3 separate regions of the Homo sapiens genome follow, and all the other regions are linked to region 3. A link is an interaction called in ENCODE POLR2A ChIA-PET data of the cell type or tissue named here. Cell type or tissue: MCF 10A. All regions are shown on one strand. Each heading gives the region's core, and the rest is flanking DNA. Links, peaks and the distances in the headings are about the cores only. Region 1 has its middle 97 kb from the start of LINC02779. Region 2 has its middle 59 kb from the start of LINC02779. Region 3 has its middle 29 kb from the start of RAB3GAP2.

Region 1 (10,706 bases), core at 3,218-5,717, 91 kb before region 3:
GGATACAGAGTCCAATAACACAGCCCTTTTCTGTGAGTTGCTTGTAGTCTATCAAGGGAGAAAACCTGAAAACACATAAGCTAAATGTAGTATGTGAGGCAGGTGGCAATATTAACATTTCCAAATTGGAACTGATTCATTTTTAAACACTGTTATTTCTCTCCTTTGCCTTATCCTTGCTAAGGCAAGGAAGCCAATCCATACCCACGGTCACAGAGAAAGGATGTGGCACAGCAGAAAACAGAAAGGAAGGAGCCTTCCCAGCTCCACCTGTACTAAAGCATTGGCAATATAATTGAAGACAAGTAGCTGATTGCTGGAAGCATTTTTTTCGCTTATCCACTCAGCATTCAGTCACTTACTGTTTTACTCAACTCTTGTTTATTAAGTCACTACTATGAGCCAGGTACAGTTTTAGGCACTGGAGATACAGCAGTGAACATAATAAAGTCCCTGTACCTCAGGGTGCTTGTATTCTCAAGTAAAAAAGACTGAAAATAAGCAAACAAATATATATGAGTCATCAGATGATGATAAATGCTGTAGATAAAAATAAAGCAGGGGAGGGGGAGGGGAGAGGTATTGCTGGAGGTGCAATGGGGAGGAGGTTGCTGTCTTATAGAGAATGGTCCAGGAACAGCCTCTCTAGCTGAGTGACTGGAAGAGGTAAGAGAGCAAACTACATGGCTTACCAGGGAAAGAGCATCTCATACAAGGGGAATAGCAATTCAGAGGCCCTGAGGCAGGAGTATACTTCATGTTATTCATGGGGGCCAGTGTGGAAAGAGTAACTGAAGAGGACAGAGTAGGACATAGACGTCCAGATTATGTAGGACTTCAGATGCCACTGAAAAATGGCTAGCCCTTCCAATGAATGAGATGGGAAGTCATTAGAGTGTTTTGTGCAGAGAAGGGTCACGATTTGACCTTATTTTATTTTATTTTATTTTATTTTATTTTATTTTATTTTATTTTATTTATTTTATTTGAGACAGAATCTCCTCCCTCTGTCACCCAGGCTCTGGAGGGCAGTGGCGTGATCTCAGCTCAATGCAACCTCCACCTCCCAGGTTCAAGTGATTCTCCTGCCTCAGCCTCCCAAGTAGCTGGGATTACAGGCACGTGCCACCATGCCCAGCTAATTTTTGTGTATGTTTAGTAGAGACAGAGTTTCACCATGTTGCCCAGGCTGGTCTCAAACTCCTGACCTCAAGTGATTTGCCAACCTTGGCCTCCCAAAGTGCTGGGATTACAGGCATGAGCCACCATGCCCAGCCTTGCCTTGACTTTTGTTTTAAAAAGACATTCTGGTTCCTGTATCAGTGATTGGGAGCAGGTAAGGAGAGAAGCAAGGAAAAGAGTCTGGAGACTATTAGAGTAATCCCAGGGGGGAGGATGGTTGCTTGGACCCAGCAGTAGCAGTGATGTTGAGACCACAGGATATACTGATGGGCAAAATGTGGGGTATGTGACAGAAAGAGCTGTTAAGCATTCCAGCTCCAAGAGTTTTAGCCAGAGCAAGTGGAAGCTTAGAACTTTAGGCAAGGTGAGGTCTTGTCATTCATCCATTTCAACCCATACATTCACAGTTGTGTGAGAACACTGAGACCTAGAGAGATGAAGTAGCAGCTGCTGATCACATCGGAAATGAGAGACCACAGTAAGATTTTCTAAATCCCAGAGCACTGCCACTTTCTGTCTCTCTTTTGGGATCATCAAGTTGATTTCTCTACCTTGGAGAAGCTGTCACAGGCAGTATTCACTAATGCTCTGGCTGAAGAGAAAGTAATATCTACAAAAGACAATAAAAATTAGGAAACCAATGAATCTGTGTTTTTTAAAAATAATGGCTCCATCTATTGTTTAAATATTTTTGTTTGAGAATAGTTTTCAGTTTACAAAAAAATACAGAGATTCATATACCCCACACCCAGTTTTGCCAGTATTAGTGTCTTAGATTAGTGGTACATTTGTCATAATTGATAAACCAATACTGATACATTATTATTGACTAAAGTTCATATTTTGTTGGGTTTTTCTTTGTTTTTCCCTAATGTCCTTTTTCTATTTCAGGACCCCACCTAGGACATCACATTATATTCAGTCGTTACGTCTCCTTAGACTCCTCTTGGCTATGACATTTTCTCACACCACCCTTGTTTTTGATGACTTTGACAGTTTTGAGAAGTACTCATTAGGTATTTTGTAGAATGTTCCTCAACTGGAACTTCTCTGATGTTTTTCTCATGATTAGAATGGGGTTATATGTCTTTAGGAGGAAGAGCACATATGTCAAATATCATTTCATCACATCCTATCGGGGTACATACAATCAATACAATTTATCACTGTTGATGTTAACCTTGATCCCCTGGCTGAGGTAGTGTTTATCAGATTTCTACACTGTAAAGTTCTTTTATTCCTCCTTTCCATACTGTATGCTTTGGAAGGAAGTCACCATGTGCAGCCCACATTTAAGGATTGGGAAGTTATGGTTCTATGTAGACATATGTGGAATATTTATAAATATTATTTGGAAATCTTCCGTATTGATTTATCTACTCCCCACACATATTTATTTATTCAATCATTTATTTATATCAGTATGCACTGGGCAAGACACCAACAGTGTCCATTATTTCTGATGCAGACAATGAATGAAAGAGTGGTTGGATGAATGACAATAGTTACAGTTGACAATAGAAATGGTAACAGCAAGCATATGTCCACCCAAAACCTTATATGCAAATGTTCCCAGCAATATTATTCATAATAGCCAAAAGGTGGAAACAACCCAAATGTGTATCAACTGATAAATACATAAACAAATTGTGCTATATCTATTCAATGGAATATTATTCAGCTACAGAAAGGAATAAAGTGCTGGTACATAATATAACAACATAGACAAACCTTGAAAACATGGTAAGTGAAAGAAACTAATCACAAAGACCAAATATCATGATTCCATTTATAGGAAAAGTCCAGAACAAGGACATTAAATCTATAAAGACAGAGAGTAGCATAGTAGTTGTTTAGAGCTAGGTGACTGGGAATTAGGGAACTCGGAGGAATGATAGTTACAAGATACAGAGGTTCCTTTTGAGGTGAAGAAAATGTTCTAAAATTGACTATGGTGATGGTTGCCCATGTCTGTGAACTTACTAAAAACCACTAAATTGTATACTTTAAATAGGTGAATTGCATGTTATGTAAATTATATCTCAGAAATTAAATTAAAACAGAAATTGTAACAGCATGCAAGTTGGGAAATACAATTTGGTCTCTCTTATTCTAATGGTAGGCTGATTTGTACTTTAGATCCCTGGTTACCTTTGGCGTGGAAATGGACAGAAACAGAACATTTCAAAATGTTAGGCAACAATTCAGAAACATTCATATTTGGTTCTAGAAAACATTACAGTGGCCAGGTGCCGTCGCTCACACCTGTAATCCCAGCACTTTGGGAGGCTGAGGCAGGCAAATCACTTGAGGTCAGAAGTTCGAGATCGGCCTGTCCAACATGGTGAAACCCCAGCTCTATTAAAAATGACAAAAATTAGCTGGGTATGGTGGCCCGCGCCTATAATCCCAGCTACTTTGGCAGCTGAGGCAGCAGAATCACTTGAACCTGGGAGGCAGAGGTTGTAGTGAGCTGAAATCACACCACTGCAGTCCAGCCTGGGCAATAGAGGGAAACTTTGTGAAAGAAAGGAAAGAAGGAAAGAAAGAAAGAAAAAGAAAGAAAGAAAGAAAGAAAGAAAGAGAAAGAGAGAGAGAGAGAAAGAAAGAAAGAAAGAAAGAAAGAAAGAAAGAAAGAAAGAAAGAAAGAAAGGAAAGAAAGAAAGAAAGAAAGAAAAAGAAAGAAAGAAAGACAGAAAGAAAGAAAGAAGGAAGGAAGGAAGGAAGGAAGGAAGGGAAGGAAGAAAGAAAAGACATTACAGTAATTCTGAGGTTGCCGATACCCCTTTCTAATTATGTTTTGCCTAGGTGACAATATAAATGTATCATCCTTAAGTTAAAATAAAAGACATACAAGAAGAGATGGGCAAGACATTTTCTAAATGGAAAGTCAACTAGGGATAAAATGTGTTTCAAGTAATCCACAAAGAGGAAGAGCAATATGTGAATAATGGAGAGTTGAACACACATATGCACAACACACCAAACCACACCACGTTTTACCCTTAAATTCAGCTGACTCTGTCTCCTTCCTGTGTCTTCCTTCATTAGCTTGATTACCACCTCAGCTATGAATAAATGACACCACACTGTTCTGCCTAAGGCTCAATGAAATGGGCTATTTAAACATTCAATGGAGCCAAAGAGACATAAGTGGGGGGATACAGTGCTAAGCATATGAACTCGAACTTGTTGGCAGATTCTGACCAGCAAATACAGAACACTCTTACTGAGCAGAAATTAGCTCATCATTTGTCTGTGGAGTTGGCCCAGGGCAATCATTTATTTCCAAGTTCCATCTGCAGCCCTGCCATCCCTGCAAAATGGGGTTGGCACCCTCCCAGAAACATGTTTTCAAAGAGGACTCAAGGAATTGCCTCCAGCATTTCTCACAACCTGGCATCTTGCTCTTTCTTTAAGGTAGGACTCACCTAAAAATAACAAAAGCTTTCTGCGTGGGGGAAGGGAAACACCTTAAAGGACTGAGCCTAGCAGCTGGGTGACAGAGGTGTGCTAAAGAAAATATTTTCTCTCTAATGAAATCATACACCACTGCAATGGGAGGAGAGAGGAGAAGCTGGGTCCAGTGTCAATATGAGGGACTGATATATGTTAGGACACATGAGAAAGAAAAGGAAATCTTCCAGGCCAAACAGAGAGCTTTATTCCATGAAAAAACAAGCAGCTGTTAGAGGCTGGTGCTCCATTCCCTGCTGGACTCCCTATTGTGGTCTTTGACACAGTGAAGAAGTATAGAAGACAGAGTTGTGAGGAGGAGTTAGAAAATAAAGAATTCTGGCCCAGCCTTTGCCAGTATTCTGGACCAGTATTGCCAGCTAGTGTCTGCATTCCCGGCCAGTGTCTGCTGAGTTGCTGAGTTTGCTCCCCAGTCTGCCCAGTCCACTCTTCTCCATCCTTGGCACCACTCAGACTTTCTAGGTCAGTCCTAATTTCCAGTACTCTTTACTGTGGCCCCATAAACAACCAAAATTGCAGGAAATTCTAACTTTTTATAAACCAAACTACATCTTTGAGACTATTGCCTGCATCTAGAAATGGATCATGTCTTATTCCATTTGGGCTGTGATAACAAATTACCATAGGCTTGGTGGCTTAAACAACAAACACTTATTTCTCACAGTTCTGGAGGCTGGAAGTCCAAGGTCAGAGTTCCAGCATAGGTGCACATGGTTGAGTTACTGGTGACAGCCTTCTTCTGGTTAAATCCTCACATGGCCTTCTTTTGGTGTACATATGGAGAGTGAGTGAGAGAGAGAGAGAAAGAGAGAGAGATTGTGTGTCTTTTCCTCTTTTTATAAGAGCACTAATCCCATCACGGAGCGTCCACCTTCCAGGCCTCATCTAAACCTAATTGCTTTTCAAAGACCCCACTTCCAAAGAAGTGGACCATCACAATGGGGATTAGCACTTCAATATATAAAATTAGGGGGAAGGGGATACAAACATTCAGTCCATAGCAGACCACAACCCACCAACTGTATATGCTATGGTCTGAATTTGTCATCCAAAATTCATATGTTGAAACTTAATGATCAATGTGATATTATTAAGAGGTGGGGCATTTAGGGGGTGATTAAATCATGACGGTGGAACCCTCATGAATGGGATTTGGGTTCTTACTACAGGGCTTGAGGGAATGGGCTTATTTTCTTCTCCTCTTCGGCTGTGTGAGGACACAATATTTGCCCTTTCTGCCATGTAAGAATGCAGCAAGAAGGCGCTCACCAGACACCAAATGCCAGCACCTTGATCTTGGATTTTCTGACCTCCAGAATTGTAAAAATAAATTTCTGTTGTGTGATATTTTCTGACAGCAGCACAACCTGACTAAGACACCACATACCTCTACTTGGAGGCCAGGCTATGGACAGAGAGAAGGGAAGAGTGAATTTCCTCTCCTGGAAACTCTCCCCTTTCCCTTTGCTCATAGGAAGCTATCAGCTTGCTGGGCAGAGACCATTGTAATATGCACTATGTTGGGTCATTGATGGGAGTGGTAGGGTGGGATAAAGAAAAGCAAATGTTAAAACAAGAATAACATCTTCAGAGTTTCAGCATTGCCTATATTGGCACATTCAATAAAAAATATAACTTACGTGAGTAATCTGGAATGACCTTTTCACGACTCCCTACGCTCCAAAGTACTTGAACGGGACTCTTGCGAAAACTCCCAGAGAAAATTCTTACTTAAACTCACTCCTCCCATCCCCTTCCCTTAAATGCAATACTTGGCACCATCCACTTCATTAAATGACACTTTCTAGGAGCTTGGCAGATGTTTCTGCTCACTCACCCCAGGAAATCCATTTGCCAGGTGCTGTAACCTTAACCAACACAACATTTTACTATTGAACTTGTCATTGATGTGGAGAACATGAATCTAACAGATGAAACAAATGAAAACGCCACAGGGTCACACAATCCTCTTTTGGTAATCTAAGAGATTTGCTCATCATTTTCTTCTCTCTCCTCTTTGTGGAAAAGTTATCCATATCCTTTAGCAGACATTCAAGGCCCTCTGTGATGGTCATTCCAGCCTCCTTACACTTCCAGCCACTCTGCCTAATGACAAGGGCTGTAGCTATGACAAGGGTAGCTCAGCTCTCCCCAAGCATGCTCACTTCTTTCTCACTCCAAAGTCTTTGTGTTTGCAACTTCCTCCCTCCATCAGAAGTGCTTCCTCTCAAATTCCATCTGTTGAAATTCTACCTATACCTCAAAATTTAATTCACATACCAGCTTATCCATGAAGTCTTCCCTGATCTACATCCTCCACCTCTATCCTCTATTGTAATGGACCTCTCTTTCCTCTATGGCCATATCTGTGTATGTATGTGATCATCAAATTTGGCCTAACAATTATCAACTGTTAGCTATCAACAAATATTTTTCACATGCAATCATATATTTTGAAGGATTTTAACTAGACCATCTTTGTGACTATCATGGTACCTAGAAAATCATCTTGCCTGGATCACTTAGCATGTGATAAACTGATAGTATGTAGGACTGGATCTCCAGGTTTTATGAATATTTAATGAGAAGGAACTAAAACAATTGTATAAAATAACTGCTTTTGTTTAAGAACTGAACCTGGCTTTGAAAAAATAGTACGATGCTACATATTTATGGGATGGTCCTGTTACAGATCACAGGATTAGACCACACTCTGGTGGGTGGAGATGAACGATCCTTCGAAAGAGATAAATATCCAGGTTGCTTAATGGTGGGAAAAGAGAACAATCCAGGGTCAGGGAATGAAGACTCAGAAGGAAGGTCTTAGTTTGGCATGAAGGGAAAAATCCTTTTGTGTTTTAGAGCCAGGAATGAGTGGGACTCAGGCTTGGAGACATGGAGATGCCTATAGCAATTCCAGAGGTGGAAGGAGAGCTCCCCTGGACACATGAATGCTAGTTGCATGTGAGACAGAGAGCAGGTGTGAGGTGGGAACCCCACACACTCTGGCCTTGTGCAATGTAGTTATTTCCTTTTTATTATACCCAAATTTTAATAAACTCTCATTATTTGTAGCAGCCTGCTGTATCATATAAAATTAGGTGGAAAGTCAATCTTATACTTCAGATGAAGAGAAGAGAGGGAGACCAATACCCTTGTCGCTATATTCAGAAGGATTATCACAATGATGGTAACTCAGCATAGAGGTGATCTCATGGGGGATTTGGGGAGCTGAAGGAGTCAGCCAGAATACACATTGGCCATTTGGTACTAAAAAGAATGTGATATTAAATCCTTTGTAATTAATTACTTTCTAATTAACAAGTGTGCGGCACTTTATATGTCAGGTATTCTTGACATGTTTGATAACTGTAATTTATTCAAGCGATTACAAACATACATCAGAAGTTAACACAACTCACAGAGGTGCCATTAAACATAACAGAATGCCCAAAATGTTTTTAGCACTTTTCTTTAGGGAATATGCTACTTGAAAGGAAGATGTCTCAAAAGTCGATATTAAATTAGGTTAAAGATAATTACTAGCAGAATGTGTATAAAAGAACAACTCTAATTAATTGCTAAAATTGATATGCCAAAGGTTGACTTTTTGAAAATAAAGTCCAGATTGTTCTGCAGTTTAGACACTATTAGCATTGTCCTCAGCCTTGGGTCACTTCTATCTACAATGTGGAACAATACTGAGCAAAAATGTATTGATTACCTACTAGAATCACTGGCCACACATTGCAAGACCCTTTAGATAATTAAAATACAATTCATATTTCAAGGAGTGCATAGCTTAGTGGAGAATACAGACCCCTAAATAGATTATTAGAAAATAATTTAGTGACTGCACTGACTGAGATATGCAAAGAATAGCATAGAAATTCCAAAAGGAGGGTAGTTATTGAACACTTTTTGGTGAAAAATCTGGAAAACTTCTTGCTTACATATGTTTCACACTGAATTAATTAGTTTTTAGGTCATGCAAATAGACTTTTAATTGCAATTATTTTGCTGCCATACCAAGCAGTCATTCACCTGGTTTTTGTGGCTGGAGTTTTCTTATAATTAATTATAGCACCAAGTGCCAAACAAAGGTGGTAAGAGGGCTAGTCACTTTCTGAATGGTGGAGTGAGGACATTGGCAAATCCTACCTTAGAAAGCACTGATAAAACTAGCAAAATTATCAAAAGCAGTCATTTCAGAACTCTGAAAATAACCAAACACATAGATAAATTGAAATACATTTATTTAAGAAAAACTACTGAATCTTGGTAGGAACAATGGGATCTGTGACATTTCAGTTTGGAGCTGTTCTCATCCTTCCCCCTTGGTCAATGATACAGTAGTCAATGAAGGCTAGCAGCCTCACTGTCGTGGAGGGGGTTGAACTGATTTGAAACTCCCCAGAAAAGCCCCATGCCTGGGACATGGTCAAATCTGATAGCAAGTAGTGACAAACAATTGGGAAACCCAACATTGGGAAAGCCAACTGCCTAAGCCTGCAGTGCTGGTAGGGATAAGTGAAAGACCGATCAGAATTTAAGAGGCATAAGGGGGAAAATGAGACAGCCATGAGGATTTTGAAAAGCTCTGATATATTCCTGGGGATCTGGAAGATTGTACACATGCACAGGATTGCATTTACACTCAGGAAAGACTAAAGAGGGCCCCAGGGCCTTTGGCTGACCATGAGACTCTGTGCAAGCAGAAAGTGAAAGTCAAAGTAGAATTGTGAACTGTCTAAACTTTGAATGTATGCACCATCCCAAACATAGATCCCATGGCATAGAGTGGAAACCTTGTTAACTCAGGGTGTTTTAGGTAAACTTCTGAGCAATCATTGGATGACTGTTCAACTATGCTGACTCAGGTGTGACTATTAGGAAGCCTACTCAAAAATAAAAACAATAATTTAAAAAATCTAAAAACCTAATCAGAGACTTCAGTGGCCACACATTGAAGAGTTTCTACCAGTTCAGGCAAGTCACTAAACAGGTAAACAAAGAAAAGACCAAAAATAAAGATTCTGGCCAGGCGCAGTAGCTCATGCCTGTAATCCCAGCACTTTGGGAGGCTGAGGGAGGCGGATCATCTTAGGTCGGGAGTTTGAGACCAGCCTGACCAACATGGAGAAACCCCATCTCTATTAAAAATACAAAATTAGCCAGGCGTGGTGGCACATGTCTGTAATCCCAGCTACTTGAGAGGCTGAGAGAGGAGAATCGCTTGAACCCAGGAAGTGGAGGTTGCATTGAGCCGAGATTGTGCCATTGCATTCCAGCCTGGGCAACAAGATTGAAACTCAGTCTCAAAATAAAAAAAAAAATAAAAGTAAAAATAAATTTCTTGGGAAGATCAAATTCCAGAGGGGCCACAATATGATCTAAAATGTCTAGTTTTTTTAATTACCAGAAATATAAAAGAGCAGGAAAATGTAGCCCATATACAGGAAAATAAGCAGTCAACAGAAACCATCTACAAGACAGCCTAGATGTAGGACTTAGTAGACAAAGACTTCAAATCACTATTATAAATATGTTCAAAGAACTAAAAGACTCCATGTTTGAATAGTTACATAAAAGTATAACAACAATGCCTCACCAATTGGAGAATATAAATAGGAAAATAGAAATTATAAAAAGAGCCAAATGAAAATTCTGGAGTTGCAAAGTAAAATAACTAAAATGAAAATTTCATTAGAGGTGTTCAAAAGCAGGTTTAAACTGGCAAGAAAAAAAAAATTAACAAGCCTGGAGATAGAGTTTGTCCAACCTGAAGAACAGAAAAAAAAAGTGAAGAAAAATGAACAGAATCTCAGAGACCTGTGAGATAGCATTAATCAAACCAATATCCACATGGTGGGAATACAGGGAGGAACAGAGAGAGGGAGAGAGAGAGAGAAGAAAAATATTCAAGGAAATAATGGTTGAAAGTGTCCCAAATTTGATTAACAAAACATTAATCTACAAATTCAAAAATCTCAACAAATCCCAAGTAGGATAAAACCAAAGAGATCCACACCTAGAAACATCATGGT
Region 2 (10,706 bases), core at 4,908-7,407, 130 kb before region 3:
ACTAATGTATGTAAAAAACTTAGTTCAGCATCAGGCTCACAGTAAATGCATAATATATATGCTTATTTTTAGTTATTATCATGCACATTTTCAATGCTGGCTGAAATTAAACATTCTGCATAAGATGTCTCTATCTAGCTTGAAATTGTTGAGCTCTCAACTACTCAACTGCTCCATTATGAAAGAAAATCTATCAAAGGTGAATTCCTGCCTCAGAGACAGGGCTATTCTAGGGAGTTCACAAGTCACAGACATTAAACTCTTTCAATAGAGAGAGTCACACCAGTGAGAACAACCCGCAGAAAGTCATTCTACAGGAAGAGCCAGGACAGCAGGCTTCACTGTGGTCCAGAGTAAGAGGATAGATGTCAAGAGAAAAGGTATACACTGCTGAAATTCTGAGCTAGAAATTCCACTCAGAGAAGAGATTAATCTTGAGCCCCCAGCTGTGTGCCCGGAATGTGAGTAGAGGGCATGAGAGAACAGGCACACCACCATTGCTATGTACAAAGAGCCTGGGACCTGGACCATTAATTTGTTATGTATTTGGAAGACAATGGTTTGTTTCCCTAGGTCTACCCATGAAAGGCTATTTTGCCCATTAGTTAGTGAATTTAGAAGGATTCAAATAGATGTAATGATAAGAGTTGATAGCCCTGGTTTTCCATTTTAGTTCTTCTACCAGCCAACTGTGTGGCATTTAAAAAAAAATCATTTTAACCTTCAGATTCTAAGCTTATACCTATTAAATGAAATAATGCCGTGGTGGATTTGTATCGTGTCAATTTAGCTAAATTAGAGCTATGTTTCCCAGAATTTCTTTCTCTGCACAGTTCTAGGTTAGCTTGGCCATAAGAGACATTCTGTGCACAATTTGCAAGGCAGAAGTGAAGCAGAAGCCATATTTATCTCAGGCTCAGATTTGGTGCAAGACACCAGGTGCTGTTGTAGCTCATGAACTTTGTGACAGCTGATCTGATGACTCACCTTGATGGCACAGTGTGGCAGCCAGGCCTGTAGCCACTCTAGCTCCTGCTGAATCTTCCTTCAGCCTCTCCAGCAACTGAGTCATGTGCTTGTTTAGCTTTGTGATGAAAGGTCCCAGTTTCTCCTGCAGATCATGCATCATCAAAGATGAAGGCTTAGAAGGAGCGTAAGACCCATGCAAGTTCCAGTCTGTCCTTTGGTTCCAGCTTATCCTTAAGGGTTTCAGACTGTCTTTGTTCTCCTCCACTTCATGTCTTGCTTTTCTTCTTATATTAGCTGTCTGTTGCTGGACAACAAAGGACCCCAGATAAGAAGTTTGAGACAACAAAATTTATAATTTCACATGGTTTCTTAGGGCCAGAAATCTGAGAGAGGCCTAGTGGGTGATTATGGCTCAAGGTCTCTCATGAGGTCTTGGTCAAATTCTTGGACAGGGCTGCGGACTTACTTGGGCCCGGAGAACCCACTTCCAAGCTCCCCCAGTGTTTGCTAGCTGGCTTGTGTTCCTCGCTGGCTGTTGGCCAGAGATTTCGGTTCCTTGTCACGTGGGTCTCTCCACAGCATTACTACAACGAGTCAGGTGGCTTCTTCCAGAATGAGTGATCCGAGAGAGAGAGAGAGAGAGAGAGCAAAAGAGAGTGACCAAAACAGAAGTCACAATTTATCTTATAACCCAATCTCAGAAGTGACATGCCATCACTTCTGCTGTATCTGTCAGTCACTCAGATTGCTACTGGCACCATATGAGAGGGGACTACACAAGGGTGTAAATACCAGGAAGCAGAAATCACTGGGGCCATCATAGAGGCTGACAGCTGCAGTTCCCTAACCCTTGCCCTACTCACTTCAGGACCCAGCACCAGATGCAAACAAAGCAAAACAAAACAAAAACAAACAAAAAACAGTCACACATACATTGTTTAACCAGATCCTACAATTGCAAAAGGCTAAATCCCCATAAAAATTCCTTATTCTTTATGGCTCCTAGTGGTCCTGCCTCTCTGACTTAATACAAGTATCTCTAACTGATACAAGTATTTACTTCACAAGATTCTTGTGAAAATGAATTAATAGGCTGGGCACAGTGGCTCACGCCTGTAATCCTAGCACTTTGAGAGGCCAAGGCAGGCAGATCACTTGAGGTCAGGAGTTTGAGACCAGCCTGGCCAACATGGTGAAACCCTATGTTTACCAAAAATAAAAATAAAAAATTATCTGGGCGTGGTGGTGGGCACCTGTAATCCCAGCTACTCAGGAGGCTGAGGCAGGACAATTGCTTGAACCCAGGAGATGGAGGTTGCAGTGAGCTGAGAGATTGTGCCACTGCATCCTAGCCTGGGCAACAGAGCAAGACTCTGTCTCAAAAAAAAAAAAAAAAGAAAAAGAAAAAGACAAAAAGACAGAACATGTGTTAATAATGTATATTCTTATATTCCAGAAATATAAATTGTTACTATTATTAGACTCTAGCCACCACATATAACCATATCTGTGGAAAAATACATCAAAGTTTCCAACTTGGGATGCTAGGAGCACATGTCCTCCCCTTCCTATTAAAGGATCTATTTCCCAAAGTCTTTGGCTGAGAGTGGAGGAAACTTAGGGCCAGAACTTTATGTGATATGAGTTTTGGGGTCCATGGCTTCTTTCAATAGAATCCACAGAAATACTTCCTTGGCCAGGCTGATTCCCAGGCACCTGCTTGATTTTCTTTTATTTTCACCAGTTGAAAAACAGGACTTGAGAACCCTAGAAGCTCAGAGTCTGGAGAGGTCTGTGATCATCTAGTTCCACTCTGGTTTTCCTGTTCATGAGTCTCAGGCTAGCCAGGGGGCAGACCGTCTCTGATGATAGTGCTCAATAGAGAAAACAGTATGGCACTTCCTCAAAAAATTAAACATAAGACTACCATGTTATCCAGCCACTACTGGGTATTTATCCAAGAGAACTGAAAGCAGGATCTCGAAGGGATATTAGCACTCCCATGTTCACTGCAGCACTATTATTACACTTAAAAATTTGTAACCATTCCTTTGTTTAAAAAAATCTATTAAATAATATAGGATATGAATGAGTCTACCTCATTCACCCAAAAATAACACTGTAATAATAAAATTTAATATTTTCTGAGTACTTACTAAGTCCTACTCCCTATGCTAAATGCTTTACATATAGTATCTTAACTACCCTTTATAACAATCCAATTAAATAGTAACTGTTCTTGACTTTATTTTACAGCTAAGGAATCCAAGACTTGCCCAAAGTCACTTACCTAAAATGCTAGGGCCTGGGTCAAGCCTGGCTGTTGGCTCCCTCAGAGCTCTGTTCTAACCATGTACATTCCTGCCTCATAGTGGAATGCCTGAGGAATGTGAAATAAGCAACTCCCACCCAGGCCAGGAGAAGAACCTGCCTTCTATTGACCAATGCACAATCCAATCCCAGGGACAAGTCCTTCCCAATAACCACACTCAACCAGTCCACTGTGGTTCACTTCTCTACCTTTTTGGCTGTAATCACTGAGGACCATGCCTTAACTACCTCAGTGTCTAAAAGGCTGTGACCCAGAACCTCACCTATTAACCTATATAAACATGCCATTGTTTTTCAGGAAATCCTTTAGGTCATTACTAGGTGAGGGTTTCTCTCTCTGTCTCTCTCTCTCTCTCACACACACACACACACACACACACTCACACACACCCCTGCAGTGTTTTTTCTGACCTTTTTGTCATCATAATTACTAATTTCAATTCTTAATACAACTTGGTATCCTCCAACAATCTCTGAGAAGTTGCTGTTGTTTTGTTGTTTTATTTTATAACTCCTCCTCAAAAATCTTTATTTTAGACTTTGAACCTCATACTACTTTCTTTTTAAAAACATTCTTGATTAATTTATTAAAATTATCATTTGCAATACATCTTCAAAGCATTTTCTTTTCAACAGGAAACTTTACTAAGCAAATATTAAATAAAAGACATTATTATATGAAGAATAAATTGATGTATGTATCCAGATCTCTGCCATGTATAGTCATTAATATCTGGAAAATCTTAAATAAATTGACAATTCTCTCTCCATCTGGGATCAATTAAAACCCAGCGACATCTTCAATTTCCTAGTTGACAAAAATCACCCCATCCTGAGAGGACAACCTTCCCCACTCTCTTCCCCACAAGATTGCTGACTGCCATTGTTATTCTGCCTCTCCAAAATTTCCACTTTCATTGTATGGCAATACATTATTAATAGACAGGATCTGATTAACTTTAAGTTAATGGGATCGAAAGCTTAAAGAAGGCCTTACTTGGGTCTTAAACTTAGAAGACCAACACTCCACTGTTTATAGTCTGTGGATAGAATCCGTTTTCTGCAGTTTCCTCATCATCAACACTGGGACTTATCCAATTAGATTTATATCTATGTAACCCATGGTACATTTTGAATCTTTTGTTTTCTTTTTCTGCAGACTGTGTCCACAGGTGAGCTTTTATAGGAAGAGGAGCCGTCTCTTCAGGAATTAGATGAATCTCTTTCATTCATGATCCCAGGAGCAAAGGTGGGACTAGGTGCCAAAACAGGAGTTGGTAGAGTTGATCTGGAAAGACACGACAGCATTATAAAAAGCAGATTATTGTGAAGCGAATCAAACTTGAGCTTCAGGGCCTGTCACTTGCTTTGGCTGCTTTCAAGTTTCTGAGAGGGACCCTAGCCATTTTTATTTGTCCACTTGTACCATTTTTCTTAAAGATTGATCCCCTCTCCAATGTTATAAGATTTAGCCCCCCAAATCTGTATGCATTCTTAGGTATTGCACTCCACACTAAAAAGAAAAAGAAACCCCTTGCAAGGGGAGGTAGTTCCCTTGCATAATCAGAATTGGACTCAGAATATGTGATCAGAGCCCTGGATGAATGAGGTGGGAGGGAGGGCAGGGGATGCCATCCTGAGAAATCAACAGCCTGGCATGGGAGGTCCCCCATATGGATGATAGCCATGACAGAGTACATACTCATAAAGGAGCACCTTATTAAGGCCCTTCATGGAGGACAGCCCCAAGGTGACCTGAGGCAGGGAAAAAAGAGCAGGAGAGCAGGGGCTCTGGCAGTCAGGAGAGAGCCCTGTGGGCCCAGTGGTCATCTCTTAACTCAAAGTCATCTTGTTTCGTGGAGTTTCAAAATTTCCAGTAGGTGCCCAGATGGAGGAGGCTGCATGGCAGGTGCTCTGCCCCCCAATTTCCACCTGAAAAGCATAGCTCATATCTGTCCTGTATACTGGCGTTCTGAATAAAATTTCTGTATGGGAAGAAAACAATTTCATTTCTTTAAAACTCCAAATAAAGCAATGATGTCAGGGTAATACTTCTGAGAGACTGGGAAACACAGAGGCATATTGTAGAACTCAGGTCTGTTGATGCAATTTCCTATTCATCAAATCTTTCTCTAACATTAAAAGTCCTTATAAGAAAATACTTGATTGCTCTGTAGAGTGTATTTTTCCGGATTTTTGGCTCTAGCTAGTGTAAAAACCTACAGAATATAACTAGGGAACTCTTTCACAAATAGATTATACACAATTGGTAAAAATTTGTGGCAATAAGGAAGAAGATGATATTAAGAGCCTCCAAAATCAAGATCGTGGGCACATTTTCTATATATATCCTCCCTTTTCTTCTCCCCAGCATACCTGAAGAAGAATTTGAGCCACTTGTTTTCCATTTTCCTTCTTGCCTGTAATCTCCACAGATTTGCAACACTGACAATTGACAATTCTACAGCAATTACTGCAAGGTTATCCTACTGTAATAATATTTCTTTTAAATGACTGCCAATAAGTTATTATTTGAGTCTCTATCAAAGGGACTGGGATTTTTTTTTCCAACCTGTTTCTAGCCATGCTTCATTTTCTTTGCCTTCTAGTCTCTGGAAACAATTCCTAAGAAATAAACAATAGAACACACTGAGAGGTAATGAGGATAATATGTTAAGAAAAATGTGAATGCATCTTAGAAGTCGAGTCTATAATTAAATATAGCCCGCTGGTTAAGGTTTAGTTGTTTCAGCAGTTTGGAAAGACATTTGCTAGTAACACAGATGTGCCAAAAGGTTTCTCAAGTAAATACTGACTTCAGTCGATAAAGCCTGACATTTCCTCCAGCTTTTCTGACACTAGTAAGACACTGGCTTCATAGTACATGCGTGAAGATGGAAGGGTAAATAAGCTAGCAGATGGCTAATGACAGTGCAGGATAAAAGCAGGGAATAGTCCACAGAGGATAGTACTTTCCCCAAGGCAGTGGTTCTCAAACCTGGGGTGGCATTTGGAAAGTACAGATTCCTGGCCAGGTTCTGACTCAGAAAGTTTGGTAGATTGCCCAGAAATCTGTATACCTTTAAAGTCCCCAGGTACATTTGATATACAAGCAGATTTGGTGAATCACAGCCCAAAAACTCCTACTACAATTACAACTGTTGGCCCAACACTTACGTCAGTAGAGCTCATGGGGGCCAAGATGGAATAAGACTTGAAGGGCGCATTAACCTTGTGTTCTGCAAAGGAGGTCCTTCAAGGATAGGGTGGAAGCACAAGGCCACTGTGTCCATTTCTTGCATAAATAGTGGAATGTATCCTGCAGGCTGCCAATTTGGCACCCATTTGGAACATTAAATTCACTTAGCAAGTCAGAAAGGGAGGCTTTTAAAATAACACCATTTTAGTTAGGGTAAATTTCAACTGACGGTGCCCATGTCTCTTTATTGTAAACAGCTGTGGTTGCTCAAACACTAACCACAGCACATAACTACACCTTGTATTTTCAATATCAAGGATCTAAAAGTTCTTTTGAAAATCAGTCAATTGACCATCCTTAGGAAATGCCAACTATAGTCAGAGTAACAGATAAACCAGATATACCGCTATAGTTGCTCAAACACTAACCAGAGCACATAACTACACCTTGTATTTTCAATATCAAGGATCTAAAAGTTCTTTTGAAAATCAATCAACCATCCTTAGGAAATGTCAGCTATAGTCAGAGTCACAGATAAACCACTGGAGTTAATCAGACGTGGGTTTGAACACAGGTTCAACCTCTTGTTGGCCATGACCATGGACACAACCCCTTAGTCCTTGTGCTCCAGTGCTCTGCTCTGTGAAGTGGTGGTAACAATAGTATTTACCATACAGGGTTATCATGAATTATAGTAGCATATGGCAAAAGATAAAATTACAACAAATTTAGTTGAAAGATCTCAACTGGCTTTATTTGCAATTCTAGCATCAGGTGACACCTCATTCCATAAAATAGAAAGTGTTCCAATGAGCTGAACAAAGAGGTTGGCTTACAGACACAGAAGGACTGAAGAAAGCAGAAACAAAGAACTAAAAGTGGATTGGTCATTTCAAAGTGACTTTCCATGTAAGGTGGGCACAGAGCGACAGGACAACAAAAAGATGATGACTGGCTGGTTAACATTAGGTTACTTCAGGTTAAAACAGAAAGAACTTCCTTAAGCTGACTGAAGGTGGAAACTGGCCTGTTTGAGAAACTGGCTGTTATCTCTTTCCTGATTTCTCCCAAGATCAGATAACAACTTAGTTTAGGTTTGATGACATGAAACTTTAGCATGAGTGACTCAATTTTCACTTTTAGTCTGGTTCATGTTAAGGGCTAGTGCAGGAGCTTAGTCCAAAACAATGGCCTTCTCTACTTTTTATTTAACACATAATACAAGTAGAGCTCCTAGGTCACTGCCTGGCACATAGTAAGCAATCAAAAGTGACAGCTATTAGAATAAAATAATAATGATCATTATTATATTTGACACATAGCCACATGATAATGATAACTATGGTGGGGCCAATGGAGATTGTTCTTACAACCCACCAAATCCACCTCTGAGGATGTTTTTGTTTGTCTGAAAAAAATTTTATTTCACCCTTATTTATTTTTAATTTTGGGGGGTATATACTAGGTGTTTACATTTATGGGGTACATGAGATTTTTGATATAGGCATGCAATGTGTAATTATCACATCATGGAGAAAGGGGTATTCATCTCCTCAAGCATTTATCCTTTGTGCTACAAACAATCCAGGTATACTCTTTTAGTTACTTTTAAATGTACAATTAAATTAGTATTGACTATAATCACCCTGTTGTGCTATCAAATACTAGGTCTTATTCATTCTTTCTATTTTTTGGTACCCATTGACCTTTCCCACCCCCCAACACCCCCACTATGCTTCACAGCTTCTGGTAACCATCCTTCTACTTTCTAGATCCATGAGTTCAATTGTTGTGATTTTTAGATGCCACAAATAAGTGAGAACATGTGAGGTTTGTCTTTCTGTGCCTGGCTTATTTCATTTAACATAATGATCTCCAGTTCCACCCATGCTGTTGTAAATGACAGGATCTCATTCTTTTTTGTGGCTGAATAGAGCTCCATTTGTACATATATCACATTTTCTCTATCCATTCATCTGTTGATGGACACTTAGGTTGTTTTCAAATTTTGGTTATTGTGATCAGTGCTGCAACAAACACAGGAGTGCAGGTATCTCGCCAATACACTGATTTCCTTTCTTTTCGGTATATTCCCAGTAGTGGGATTGCTGGATCATATGATAGCTCTATTTTTAGTTTTTTGACTCCTCTGAGGGTTTAAGAAGTAATTAGACATGGTGCTCTTCAGTGTTAAGTTTATTTAAGATGGTTTGTGAAATAACTTAGGGCAGAGAGGGAGCCATCAGCTCTCCCTCAACATAATAAAGCTGACAGAAGTATTTCACAAGAAAGAGAGTCAAAGCTACAACAATAGGAGGAATAACAACTTCCCCTGCAGACTAAAAGGAGGGAAGTTGGGAAAGAAATTGATCTTCATGGTAGTGTTTGATTTGCAATACATTCAAGGAAACTAGCCAGTCTGGAGAAGAAGTCCACTAGTTCCCACCTCTCCATTCATGGGTCAGATCATAAGGGACAGGCAGACATAGGGATGGTGCCCCACCATACCACCATTAACATTCAGTGATAAAGATCGTGAAATGTACAATACCTGAGAGAAGACCTGGAATTTATTTTCCATAAGGAAGGCATCCTGAAGGCAGGTGGGGAGGAGTGAAAGGGCAAGGACCTTTAGAAGTAGGAGGTAAATAGAGATTTCAGGAACAAGAGAAATCTGCAAGGTACCCTCAAATTGCCTGGGAAACATGAAGGTAAAGTAGGCCTAGGCAGATGAGACCTGGCACCTTGTGTGATCCAGAGAGGCCATAGAAATAACCTGGGGGAAATGCCAATTCTTCCTCCATCCTCTTTCCCACTCTATGCAACTTTGGAATGACCATTTAAAGACCTTCATTAAAAAGGTCTTGCATCTTATTGAGGTCCAGTGTGGGGTTACCCCAGGGAAAGTCAGGTGTTCCCTGTGACTGTTCCATGGGTACAATCCCTATGGTGGACCATGGGGCAGCAAGAAGTGACCATCCATAGCCTGTCATCTGGCACTGCACCTTCCCCCTTACCGCAGGACTGCCCTGGCTCTTCCAAAGGGATAGCTAGAGACACACCCTTTTGGACCAAAAAGGGAGAGCCTTCTTTACATTAGGAGTTAATTGGTAGTTTTCTGATAGATGCTATAGGACCTAAAGGCAGCACAAACTATGTTACAGGTAAAGCCTTTCCAAAATTCAAGTAACTAAACCTCTGAACACATTACCAAAGATATTTGTGAATTTTCCACTTATGGAAACTTTCAAATACAGTTGTCCCTTGGTATCCATGGGGGATTGATTGGTTCCAGGAATCCTGCATATACCAAAATCCATAATGCTCAAGTCCCTGATAAAAAATGGTGTATTATTTGCACATAACCTACACACATCCTCCTGTATATTTTAAATCATCCCTAGATTACTTATAAGACCTAATACAACGTAAATGCTATGTGAATAGTTGTTTTACTATATTGTTTAGGGAATAATGACAAGAAAAAAGCCTGTACATGGTCAGTACAGATGTAACCACCCATTATTTTTTTTCCAGCCACAGTAGGTTGAATCCAGGGATGCAGAACACATGGATACAGAGGGCCATCATCTTGAACAGTTTAGATTTTAGTCTTGCCTGACATAAGAACTTACACCCCTTGACCCCTCAGGTGTCCATAGCTTCAGCTCTTTGTGCTTATGAATTACCAGCAGAAAAAAAAAATGCAGAAAGTGACAATGTCCAAAGCCAATTCACATAATTATCTCCTTTTATCCTCAAAATCATGTTATGAGCAAATGAAGCAATTGAGATTCACAGAATTTAACTTGACCCAGGTCACAAAGCTTCCACTGAGTGTTAAACCCACACCCAAAGCTCCTGACCCTAATCTCACACCCATTGACTTTGCCAGGGAGGCAAAGGAGGAGTCAGCAGAGGCCTAAAGTCTCTTCATCTCTTCAACATGCTTCCGGGAGGTAGGAACACGGAACACAGATGCAGCCCAGACCACCGGTCTGTGTGGCTTTAACATATTTGAATTAAAATATAAAAATTCACTTATCAAATAGGTTTTTTGTTTTCTTTGAGACAGGGTCTCACTCTGTCGCCCAGGCTGGTGTGCAGTGGTGCAGTCATAGCTCACTGTAGCCCCAAACACTTGAGCTTAAGCAATCCTCCCATCCCAGCCTCCCAAGTAGCTGGGACTACAGGTGTGCATCACCAT
Region 3 (10,706 bases), core at 4,795-7,294:
TGTTCTTTGATCTTTTTACACCTCCTTTCCTGATATCTTTTGAATTAGTTAATACTTTAATACAATATTAAAGCATACAGCATTTTAATACACTATATTAATACAATATATTTAATAAAATATTTAATTGTATCTATTGCCTTTTTAGTTATACTTCTTGTTTGTTTTTTGTTCTACCTTGAATTAACATTTTACAGTTCACATGTAATGTAAAAAGCTAACAACACAAGGCTGTCACTTAACCCTACTTCCGTGTTCCTTGTGTTGATTTTGTCAAAAATTTTAGTTCTACATATGTTATAAAACTCACAATACATTATTATTATATTCACTTTGAACAGTCTATTGTCTTTTAGAATATCAAGGAACAAGAAAAAGTATTATTATTATTATTATTATTATTATTATTATTATTTTGAGACAGAATCTCTCTCTGTTGCCCAGGCTGGAGTGCAGTGGTGCAATCTCAGCTCACTGCAACCTCTGCCTCCTGGGTTCAAACAATTTTCCCCCTCAATGTTAGAGTAGCTGGGACTACAGGTGTGTACCACCATGCCTGGCTAATTTTATATTTTTGTTAATAGAGATAGGGTTTCACCATGTTGGCTGGTCTCAAACTCCTGACCTCAAATGTTCCGCCCACCTCGGCCTCCCAAAGTGCTGGGATTACAGGCATGAGCCACAGCTCCTGGCCTCAAGGAACAAGAAAAAAGTATTTTTTAATAATTACTCACATATTTACTATTTACAGTGTTCTTCATTTAGGTTTGAGTTTATGTCATTTTCCTTCATCCTGAAGAACTTACTGTAACATTTCTTGTAGTACAAGTTTGGTGGTATCATATTCTGTCAGCTTTTTTTTTTTTTTAAATATCTTCTTTTTCTTATTTCTTTTCTTTTTCTTTTTCTTTGTTTTTTTTTTTTTTTTTTTTTTTTTTTTTTTTTTTGAGACAGGTCTTTCTTTGTTACCCAGGCTGGTCTAGAACTACTGGGCTGAAGCAATCCTCCTGCCTCAGCCTCCCAAAGTGCTGGGATTACAGGTCTGAGCCACCACTCTCAGCCTTAAAATATCTTTATTACCTTCATTTCTAAAGCATATTTTCTTTCTAGGCTAATAGTTTATTTTTTCTCTCAGTACTTTTCTCCCATCAGTACAATTGATGTCATTCAGTTGTCTTCTGTCTTGCATTAGTTCTGATGAGAAGTTCAGCAGCCATATTTATTATTGTTGTCCTGTATTTAATACATCTTTTCTTCCTCTCCAATTGCTTTCAAGATTATCTTTGATTTAGCAATTTTATTATGATGGGCATGGTATGGTTTTCTTTGTGTTTATCCTGATTGAGGTAAGTTGAGCCTGTTGGATCTCTAGGTTGACATTTTCCATCAAATTTCAATTTTTTTTAGTCAAAATGTCTTCAAACACATTTTTCTGTCTCTCCTTTGCCTTGGACTCTAATTACAAATATGTTAGACCACTCAATATTTTCCCAAAGGTCACTGAAGTTGGTTCTTTTTTTTCTGCAGTCATTTTTTTTTCTCTGTGCTTCTGTTTTGCTAGCTCCTATTGATGTGTTTTAAAGTTTATTGATTTTTTTCCCTTCTGCAGTGGTCAAATTAATGTTAACCTCAGTCAATAAATTTTTTATTTCATGTTTTTTTTTAGAACTTCCACTTGCTTCTTTTAAATAGTTTCCATTTCTGTATTTACATTTCCCATCTGATCATTCATTTTTTATTTATTTTCTGTTATACCCTTGAACATATTTGTAAGTTATTTTACAGTCTTTGCTAACTCCAACACCTGTGCCATATCTGGGTTTGCTTCTACTGAATGTCATTTCTCCCTATTATGGTTCCTGTTTTCTAATCTCTTTACATATTAATAATTTCTTTTATTGCAAGTTGGACATTATAGATAACACAACGGATTTTACTGTCTTCTTTTAAGACTGTTAAGTATTGCTCTTGCAGATAGTTAACTGGTGATTTAGTTTAATCCTGCTGAAGCTTAGTTTCACTATGTATTAGGCCAGGTGAAGAGTTACCTTTACTCGAGGACTAATTTAGCCCTTCCCTTAAAGTGTAACCTTTCTGTGATCTCATCTAAATATTCAGAGTATATAGAATGGTCTCTTCACTCTGATTGGTTAGAATTTAAATGCTTCCCCAGCACTGTGTATCCTCCAGGATCTCCAGTCGATTTCATGGAGTCTTCCTATCTACATGTGCAGCTTAGTATTTGACCAAAGATTGAAGAGGACTCCCTTGCAGAATTCTAGGTCTCCCTCTCCGTGCAGCTTTCTCCCTCCCAGTACCTTGTCATACATATTTCAGCTATTTCATCCCTGAATTCCAATTTCTGTTTTCATCACTCTCTGGCTCCCTTTCCTTATGGCATATTTTGGAAATGATTCCCAAGCAGACATCCAGGGTGAATGTGGAGGTTACTGTGCATTTTCCCCTTTTCTCAAGAAGCTTAATGTCGCAGTGTTTGATGTTTAGTAACAGAAAAATCGCTTCATATATTTTGTGCAGTTTTATAGTCACTAGCTGTAGGAAAGTAAATCCATACCAGTTACTTCATTATAATTGGAACTAAAAGTCTGATTAACTGAATTTTTCACTTTTGACTTTATATTTTCAATGCATATATAATAAAATTTAATTCAACACTTTTAAAGGGACAATTTTTGTAGTGTTATCAATTCTAAAACTCCTCACCCCCAGTATTTAGTGATCAGGATAGGAAAAAGTGAGAGGTTTTAACTGAGGGTAGGTGATATAAACACTTACAGCATATTGAGTTCTCACTATAAAGTGAGGCATGGGTCAAAAAGTATACTTGTCATTGGAATAATCCAAGGCAGGCTTAAATTCCTTCCTTCACTGGCTACCCAGAGGCTTTTAACATTAGCTTCAAATAAAGTGGTTCCCAACTTAGGAACGGAGAGAAGATTGTGCCAGAATATATACATAGTGGTATTTTCTATTGTAATTCTGACACTTAGCTTAGTGAAACAATTTGCTGGACCCAGAAAGCACCAACAGACAATGAAAACCAATGTTCCAAAGAAAAGTTTATTTATTTATACTCTAATACATGCTGTGGACAGAAACAGCAGCTGGGCTTCTTTTCTAATAGCTGCAGAGCCTGAGTCTGCACTTCTGTGGTTCTGAAGGTTGTTAGTATACTCCTCACACTCTTACGGATTCAAGTCTTGCCTTTCTCAGGTGTTGAGAATCTAGCACTTGATAGTCTCTCAGCACGGGAATGCTGGGCCTAAACTAACTAGTATTCAGGTCCCAGGTGCTTCCTATAAGTGGTGTGTCCATTAGCAAGTTACCCTGTCTAAGCGTTGGTTCCTCACCAGTCACATGGTAGAAAGCACCACTCTTTCAGATATTTGCTTCTGCCCTGCCAAGCTGTTGGCACTAAAGATCCATCACTATCTAGAGGCAGTGCTTGCACCAGTGACAGGGGTCTGCTAAAAACCTCCTTCTCTTAGAAGAGGGAGCTAGGCACTGATCTCCTGCACATGCACCTGCCTCATGCCTGAACTGAGTAGTAAACCACTATGTTCCACGTAGGCAATTGACCATAGACAACTTCACCTACCAGATTGCTCTTGTCCTGGCAGTGCCTTGCTCTCTCTTGCCCCCAGGGTTATATAGAAGCTGTTTCCTCTGACAGAAATATTCTTCCCTCTCAAATCCTCACTCCAACTCCCATCCCCAACTCATCCTTCTTGGTTTACTCCCATTCTGTCTTCAGATCTCAACCCAAACATCTCTTTTCCAGGGAAACCTTCTTTGATCTAGATAGACTAGGTTTAAGTCTCTCAGCAGTTGAGTCCCGTAAGAACCTGTGCTGTAGTTGGTCAATCGCAAATCACTGCAGCCTCAACCCCCCGGGCTCAAGTGATCCTCCCACCTCAGCCTCCTGAATAGCTGGGACTACAGGCACTCACCACCATGCCCAGCTAATTTTTAAATTTTGTGTAGAGATGGGCTCTCGCTGTGTTGCCCAGGCTGGTATCAAACTCCTGGGCTCAAGTGATCTGCCCACTTCAGCCTCCCAAAGTGCTAGGATTACAGGTGAGAGCCACCATGCCTGGCCTGCTTCTCTCAATATAGCAGGCATCGCAAGTGCAAATATTTAATATCTGTTTTCTCTGCTAGATTTTAAACTCCAGGGGAGCAGGAGTCATGCCAGAGATCTCCAGGACCTAACCCTGAAACATAGTAGATGCTCAATAGGCCACTGTTGGTTTGAGTTGTTAACTTTAGTGGTGATGCACACATGCATATATATTTGGAGTATGTTGAGTGTTTGAAGACACAGTATGCAGAAATGGGAAGGCAAGGTGAGGGTTTAAGAAAGGGTTCAGCAGAAAGGTCTTTTTACAGCTTATCTTTTTATATGAAAAGCTTCACACGTCGAAGGAGTCAGATGGCAGAGTAGTGACTGAAGGATTCAGAGTTGAACAGCTGAGTACTCTGCCCATGAAGTTCCTTAAGGAACCTTTGCTGAATATGAGACAGAACAAAAACACTCAGTGTCACAGAACAACCTCTACTCATCTGTGGTTGGTAAAAATGGATGGAAACTGAAAGTATTTGAATCCTGGCCATTGTCCTGTTTGGCCAGGACTCCAGAGAAGCCATTTTACATGCTCAGCACCTGCCTTTCTTCTTTGGTGAAAATCAAGAGGCAGACAGTATGTTTATGGTAGTGACAGCTGTCTTCTTTTTTATACTGAGAGGGTAAAATTATATAGCTTATCTTTAAGTGTGAGAAAGCCAAATACAAGAACAAACTTCTTGATTCTAAAGAAGAGATTCTCAACACGGGTGAGAGGATTGAAAAGGAGAGGAGGAAGTGACCTTGATTGTAAAAAATGTGTACATTTTATCACAATGTTTCAGAAAATTGATTGATAGGCAGGTTGCTTTATTTTTCCTTTTATGTAATGTATATGTAATATTACCTAAAGGTGTGTGTGTGTGTCTGTTTAGGCAATATTACCTAAAGACATTTATGTATGTATGTGTATGTGTGTGTATGCATGCATGCATGCACACTAACGAGAGAAAAATAAAGCAAATATGGAAAAATGTTAATTGGTGAGTCTAGGTGAAGGATATATATTAGTATTTCCTTTCATTTTCTTGCAGTTTTTTGACAAATTTGAAATTTTACAATTAAAAATATCATCATAATTAATAAAGGAAAATCTTTGAATTTAAAAAACATATTTAGTCCATCCAAGAGGCTATAGAAGCTTTATTTACTGACCTTTACATTTTTCTCCCCAAGATTCCATCTCTCGTCTCACAAGAATGCATTTGAATTTCTGCTGGAGGCCAAACCCTCCCCTGTGGCCACCCCTTCCAGACATGGGGCTAGGCCGGCTGAGTCTTTAGAGCCAGTCCACTGCCCTAAAGATAGTGACATTGAAGCCACTTACCAAAGGAGGTTATGCATCATCATTCTCCTAGAGGTTTTTATATGCTTTGAAGTTTTAGATAGACTCTTCCTTAGAGGCAGAAGTTTGAACCAGATAAAGCCTCCCAAGTTCCTTTCAATTACAAATTTGTCTGAGTGCTGAAAAGTGAAGGTTTAGAGTCTCTGGAGTAAGTATTACAGTTCTCTTTCTCTCCCCTTGTGATTTGACTGCTCAGATTTTTGAAGCTGGCACGTAGCTTTGGTTTTCCTCTGCTTTGTTTTCTTTTCTGTCTCCTGAAAGAGCTGTGCTCCAGTGTCTGCCCGGTAAAGTTGCTAGTGGCAGCATTCCTGGAAGCTCCTTGCTCCAGATGATGTCAGACCTCATGTGACCCAACCATCGCACGCCCGGAAACATTACATCATTCTAAGATGTGATTCCTTTTAACACAGAGCTTGCTGTTATTGTGCTGCTGCTGTTGCTGCTGTTGTTGCTGCTGCTATGAGCAGTAAGCCATAACCTCAAGCAGAGGCTGCTTTGTACAGAACAGCAATAGACTCACCTGAGGATCATGCTGTACCCCAAAAAATGCAATGACTTCTGGGGCAGGCCACGTGCCACATTAAACATGAATAAAACATTTCATAATTAAAAATCAGAAATAAAATAAAGATGATGATTTTTTTTCCTGGCAAGACATGGTAACACGTAGTTCAAATTTTATTGAGTTAGATATTTGGGCATGTCAGGTTCGCATTATGTGGGCAAATGTACCTGTGAATGGTGCCTGCTGATTGGCTGAAGGAAACTGACCCTGAGTGTGTAATTCTCATAGGTATATGAATGGGACATGAAACCCATAGAGGGCCATTAAAAGAAGACAAGGCAGGCTGGGCACAGTGGCTCACGCCTGTAATCCCAGCACTTTGGGAGGCTGAGGTGGGCAGATTACTTGAGGCCAGGAGTTCAAGACCAGCCTGGCCAACATGGTGAAACCCTGTCTCCACTAAAAATACAAAAAAATTAGCTGGGTGTGGTGGTGCACACAGGTAATCCCAGCTACTCAGAAAGCTGAGGCATGAGAATCTCTTGAACCTGAGAGGCAGAGGTGGCAGTGAGCTGAAATTGTGCCACTGCACTCCACCTGGGCGACAGAGCAAGACTGTCAGGAAAAAAAAAAAAAAAAAAAAAAAAGACAAGGCATTTATGGCTGAGCATGGTGGCTCACACCTATAAGCCCAGCACTTTGGGAAGCCAAGGCAGGAGGATCGCTTGAGGCCAGGAGTTCAAGACGATCCTGGGCAACATAGCAAGACCTCATCTCTACTAAAAATTTAAAAATTAGCTGGACATGGTGGCGTGTGCCTGTAGTCCCAGCTACTCGGGAGGCTGAGGTGGGAGGATTGCTTGAGGCTGGGAGATTGAGGCGGCAGTGAGCCTTGATTGCACCACTGCATTCCAGCTTGAGTGACAGCACAAGACCCTGTCAAAAAAAAAAAAGAAAAAGATATTTGTAATTCATATCACTTCAAAATAATTATACAAGCAAAATCTTAGCGGTGAAGGGAGTAGAGGAATATTCAATACCCATCGGTAAGGACCCTTATAAAAACAACAATTTAAAAAACAACCATTTCTTGAGCTCTTACCATGTGCCCAGACACTGCGTCAAGCAACCTCGTGGCCTTGCTAACAGCATGACTAAGTAGAGTGCCCTTTGCTTTAGAGTGGTCTTAACCTTGTGTCCTAGGGGTGTCCCATCAGGGTCCAGTTGACCATTGCTCCCCACGCAGTAACACTGAGCTCTACTGGATCACCCCCTTGCTATTCGGAGCAACTCAAATGCATCTGCACTTGCATCAGTGCTTCCTGGAGACAAGCTCAGGCCCAGGAGAGAGGGCATCAGACAGTCAGTGGATCTTAGCAGTCCTGCAGGCACCCAGCCATCGTGGTAGCCCTGAGGAAAGCAGATGACTATTAATCTCATTCAGGTTCACCGGGACTGTCGTCAATCAAAATGACTTTTGTTTTTATCTCCTCTGAGCAATAAGCCTTTGGTGTCTGCCATCTACACAGCCTCCTGCAGTGCTCACCTCCTGTAGCACTTCATGTTGCATCCCCACCTCTCATCTATATGCTCTTCCCCGAAACTTCCTCCCTTTCCATCCCCAGCCCACCCCCATGTGTATTTACCTTAGTCTTTTAAAACTAGATCAAGAGTCCAGGAAGTATTTGTTTCCTTTTTCACTCAACTGTTGTGTTCACCCTTGCAGCTTTCCCAACTAGCTGAGCCCCTCTGGATCCTGCCTGTCTGCCACCCTGGTCTCCTAGCAACCCTCCGCTCTGCAGTCTGGGAGGTGGATGTGTCAAAGGGAGTCTGGGCGGCAGAGGTGAGAATGCAAAGAAATCTCTCCCCTTCTAGGCCCTGAAGTACAGAATCGCTGCTTCACAGTAATGAATATTTCAGAAGAAGAGATTCGCTTTCCCTGGCATAGCTGAAATAGGCCTAAGGGTAACAAATAATTTGCTAAGGAGGGCAGGGGTTCCTTTGTGCCAGAAGCAGAGATTTGTATTTGAAAGATACTTAATGATACTGCACATGGCTTGCCCTAAGGACTAATGAAAAAACAGTGAGTTAAATTGTGATATATTTTTGATATAAGAACAGAGAGGTCAATGCCATTCATAGGGGATGCATTTGAGCTGTTCTTTGATAATAATGTAATTTTAGAGCCAGAAGGTATCTTAGGATCATGTTGTCCAAGTATCACTTTTTTTGTAACCTGATAAACTAAGGCCCAGAGAAGTCAAATGTCTCAGCTGGGGGTCTTCCAATAAGAGAAGAATGGGGTTGGGACTGGACCCCTCTCTCCCGAGGCTCAGTCTGGTGCTCTTTCTGTCACCCCATGCTGCCTTCCAGAGTCAGTGTAGACATGCCACACTAGCTCACATCACTCAAAGGTACAGGTTGCAAAACAGCTGGATATTTGAGGAATAAGTCTTGTGTTGTAGACAGCAAAGAACTAACTAAGCCACCTGACCTGTGCTCTTGGCCTCAGTAGCAACTTGTCCTTCCTGGTTGAGCTGACCAAGACAGACAATAGTGAGGAAATACAAAAAGCTGATCACTAGTCACCCATGAGGTTTATACTGAAAGACTGACTTCAGGCTTATCCATCCTTAGTTTAGGGTCAGAGGAAAGGCGATATTACCCTACACCCACAGTGACTACAGACAAACTGTTAACCTAAAACAGGGGGTATTTTTTGGTATGTTTGGCCTCTAGAATTTCTCATCAAAATTCTTCATTGTGAATGATAAAAATCTAATTCCAACTATCTTTAAACAAAAGAAAGGAATTGATAGGCCCATGTAGCCAGGCATAATAAAGTAGGGTAACTTGAAGAACCTGAAAAAAGATGTTGGCTCCAGGGCTGAAGAATTGGGATCATGATTCAATTCTACATCCAGCTTTTCTCTCTGAGTCTCTGCTTAACTCTCTGATCTGCTCCTATAGCAGGTCTTCTTTGTTTGGTTACAAAGATAGTCACAGTCTTCTAACTTCATATCCTTATGGTACCATGACCCCGAGAAAACACCACTGCTTCTCTTGTTTTTAAACTCAGAAATCTCAGGGAAGGACTTTAATAAAGTCAGCTTGAGTTTTTACCTTCCCCTGAACCATTACTAAGTGGGAAGGAATGGAGAGCTGTGATTAGCCAGACCTGAAACTGGCCCCTGCCTCTGCAAAGGGAGTGAGGAGGAGGGAAGGCAGTTACCAGAATAAAGGGTGATGAGAAAGCTTGCTTGGATGACAAAAAGACAATAGCTAGCAACGTCCATTACATCTTGTTTTCCACAAGTGGTGGAATTGAGCATAATTTCCATTACCTCTTGCTATTCCTCCCTTTAGCCCACACACATATGTGTGGCTATGGACCATTCATAAATCAATGTGGATAATTGCATTGGTGGTCCAAGGAATTCTTGGTGAGTTAATCAGACTTGTCAAAATTGATCCATAGCTGGCTGGGTGTGGTGGCTCATGCCTGTAATCCCAGCACTTTAGGAGGTCGAGGCTGGCGGATCACTTGAGGTCAGGAGTTGGAGACCAGCCTGGCCAACATGGTGAAACCCTGTCTTTACTAAAAATACAAAAATTAGCCGGGCATGGTGGCAGATCCTTGTAATCACAGTTACTTGTGAGGCTGAGGCATGAGAATCACCTGAACCTGGGAAGCAGAGGCTGCAGTGAGCTGAGATCATGCCACTGCACTCCAGCCTGGGCAATAGAGCAAGACTCAGTCTCAAAAAAAAAAAAAATTTGATCCATATCCGTAGACCAGACCCTGCAAGAGTCCTCCAAGGACTGCAGGGCAGGAGGCAGGCAGTATGCTGGAGGAGAAAGCACAAGATCTGGGGTCTAGGCCTAGTTTTGTCACTGACCAAGTCTGTAGCCTTAGGGACTTGTTTAGAAAATGGGAGAAGGTGGCCCAGGAAGTCATTAAGATCCATCTAACCCTAATATCCTACAGGTGCAATTCAGGCGCAGCAGCAGAGCAGGTCACTGCCCCCTCTAGTGGTTCATTTAAAGCAGGGAAGGAGCTCAGGTAGTCTCAATTTCTCATCAAAAGGAGGAATAACTTCTCCACAGAGCCTGACAGGCACATTCCCAAGGAACGAAGTTAAAAGGCAAAGTTCTGAGGGCAGAAGGACTCCACTGCCTTATCAGTCCAAGCCCTGGAGAAGTGCTAAAAATAGGAAACTGCTCTCCAAAATGGAAATGTGTAGCCACCCTGACATCTAGTCCCCAAGACATCATGGGTTCAACCAGTAGGTGGTAGGAATTGGAAAGTGACAGTAGGGAAAAAAAAAAAACAACAACAAAACAAAACAAAAAAACACCAGTTTGGAAAGGATGTAAATCACTGTGTACAGTAGAGGATGAGAAAAAGAGGGAGACTAGCCTCAAAAATGCTATTGATCAAAACTCATTTATTCTGGAAATGTTTACTGAGCATCTATTGTGTCCTAGGCATTGATTATAAATAATAGCACTGAGAATAAGAGGATGTTACAGACTTCCTGGGGGTCTTATTCCAGTACAGAACACAAACATTACATAAATAAAAGTATAGTAAGTGCTATAAAGTGGAAACCTAAACCTAAGGTGTTCTCTGAACTCATAATAGGGGGCCCAGACCTTAGCTCCGGTATCAGAGAAGGTATCCCTGAGGAACTGATCTCTAAGCTGAATTA

The links. Peaks named below come from ENCODE experiments on the same cell type or tissue, not always from the same donor. Only the 100,000 strongest peaks of a DNase experiment are listed, where the experiment ranks them.
Region 1: POLR2A ChIA-PET joins it to region 3 with 9 read pairs; 3 of 35 experiments call an interaction of 5 or more read pairs at or near these places.
Region 2: POLR2A ChIA-PET joins it to region 3 with 5 read pairs; 4 of 35 experiments call an interaction of 5 or more read pairs at or near these places.

Annotation. Positions count from the first base shown.
Region 1 is chr1:220,385,498-220,396,203 of GRCh38, reverse strand. No RefSeq gene overlaps it. Among named protein-coding and RNA genes, the nearest start is that of LINC02779, 97 kb to the left of the region's middle. In MCF 10A, for the core only: no CTCF peak of the experiment used is centred there; a DNase peak (open chromatin) is centred at 4,563.
Region 2 is chr1:220,422,921-220,433,626 of GRCh38, reverse strand. No RefSeq gene overlaps it. Among named protein-coding and RNA genes, the nearest start is that of LINC02779, 59 kb to the left of the region's middle. In MCF 10A, for the core only: no CTCF peak of the experiment used is centred there; a DNase peak (open chromatin) is centred at 6,376.
Region 3 is chr1:220,295,742-220,306,447 of GRCh38, reverse strand. No RefSeq gene overlaps it. Among named protein-coding and RNA genes, the nearest start is that of RAB3GAP2, 29 kb to the right of the region's middle. In MCF 10A, for the core only: no CTCF peak of the experiment used is centred there; a DNase peak (open chromatin) is centred at 5,817.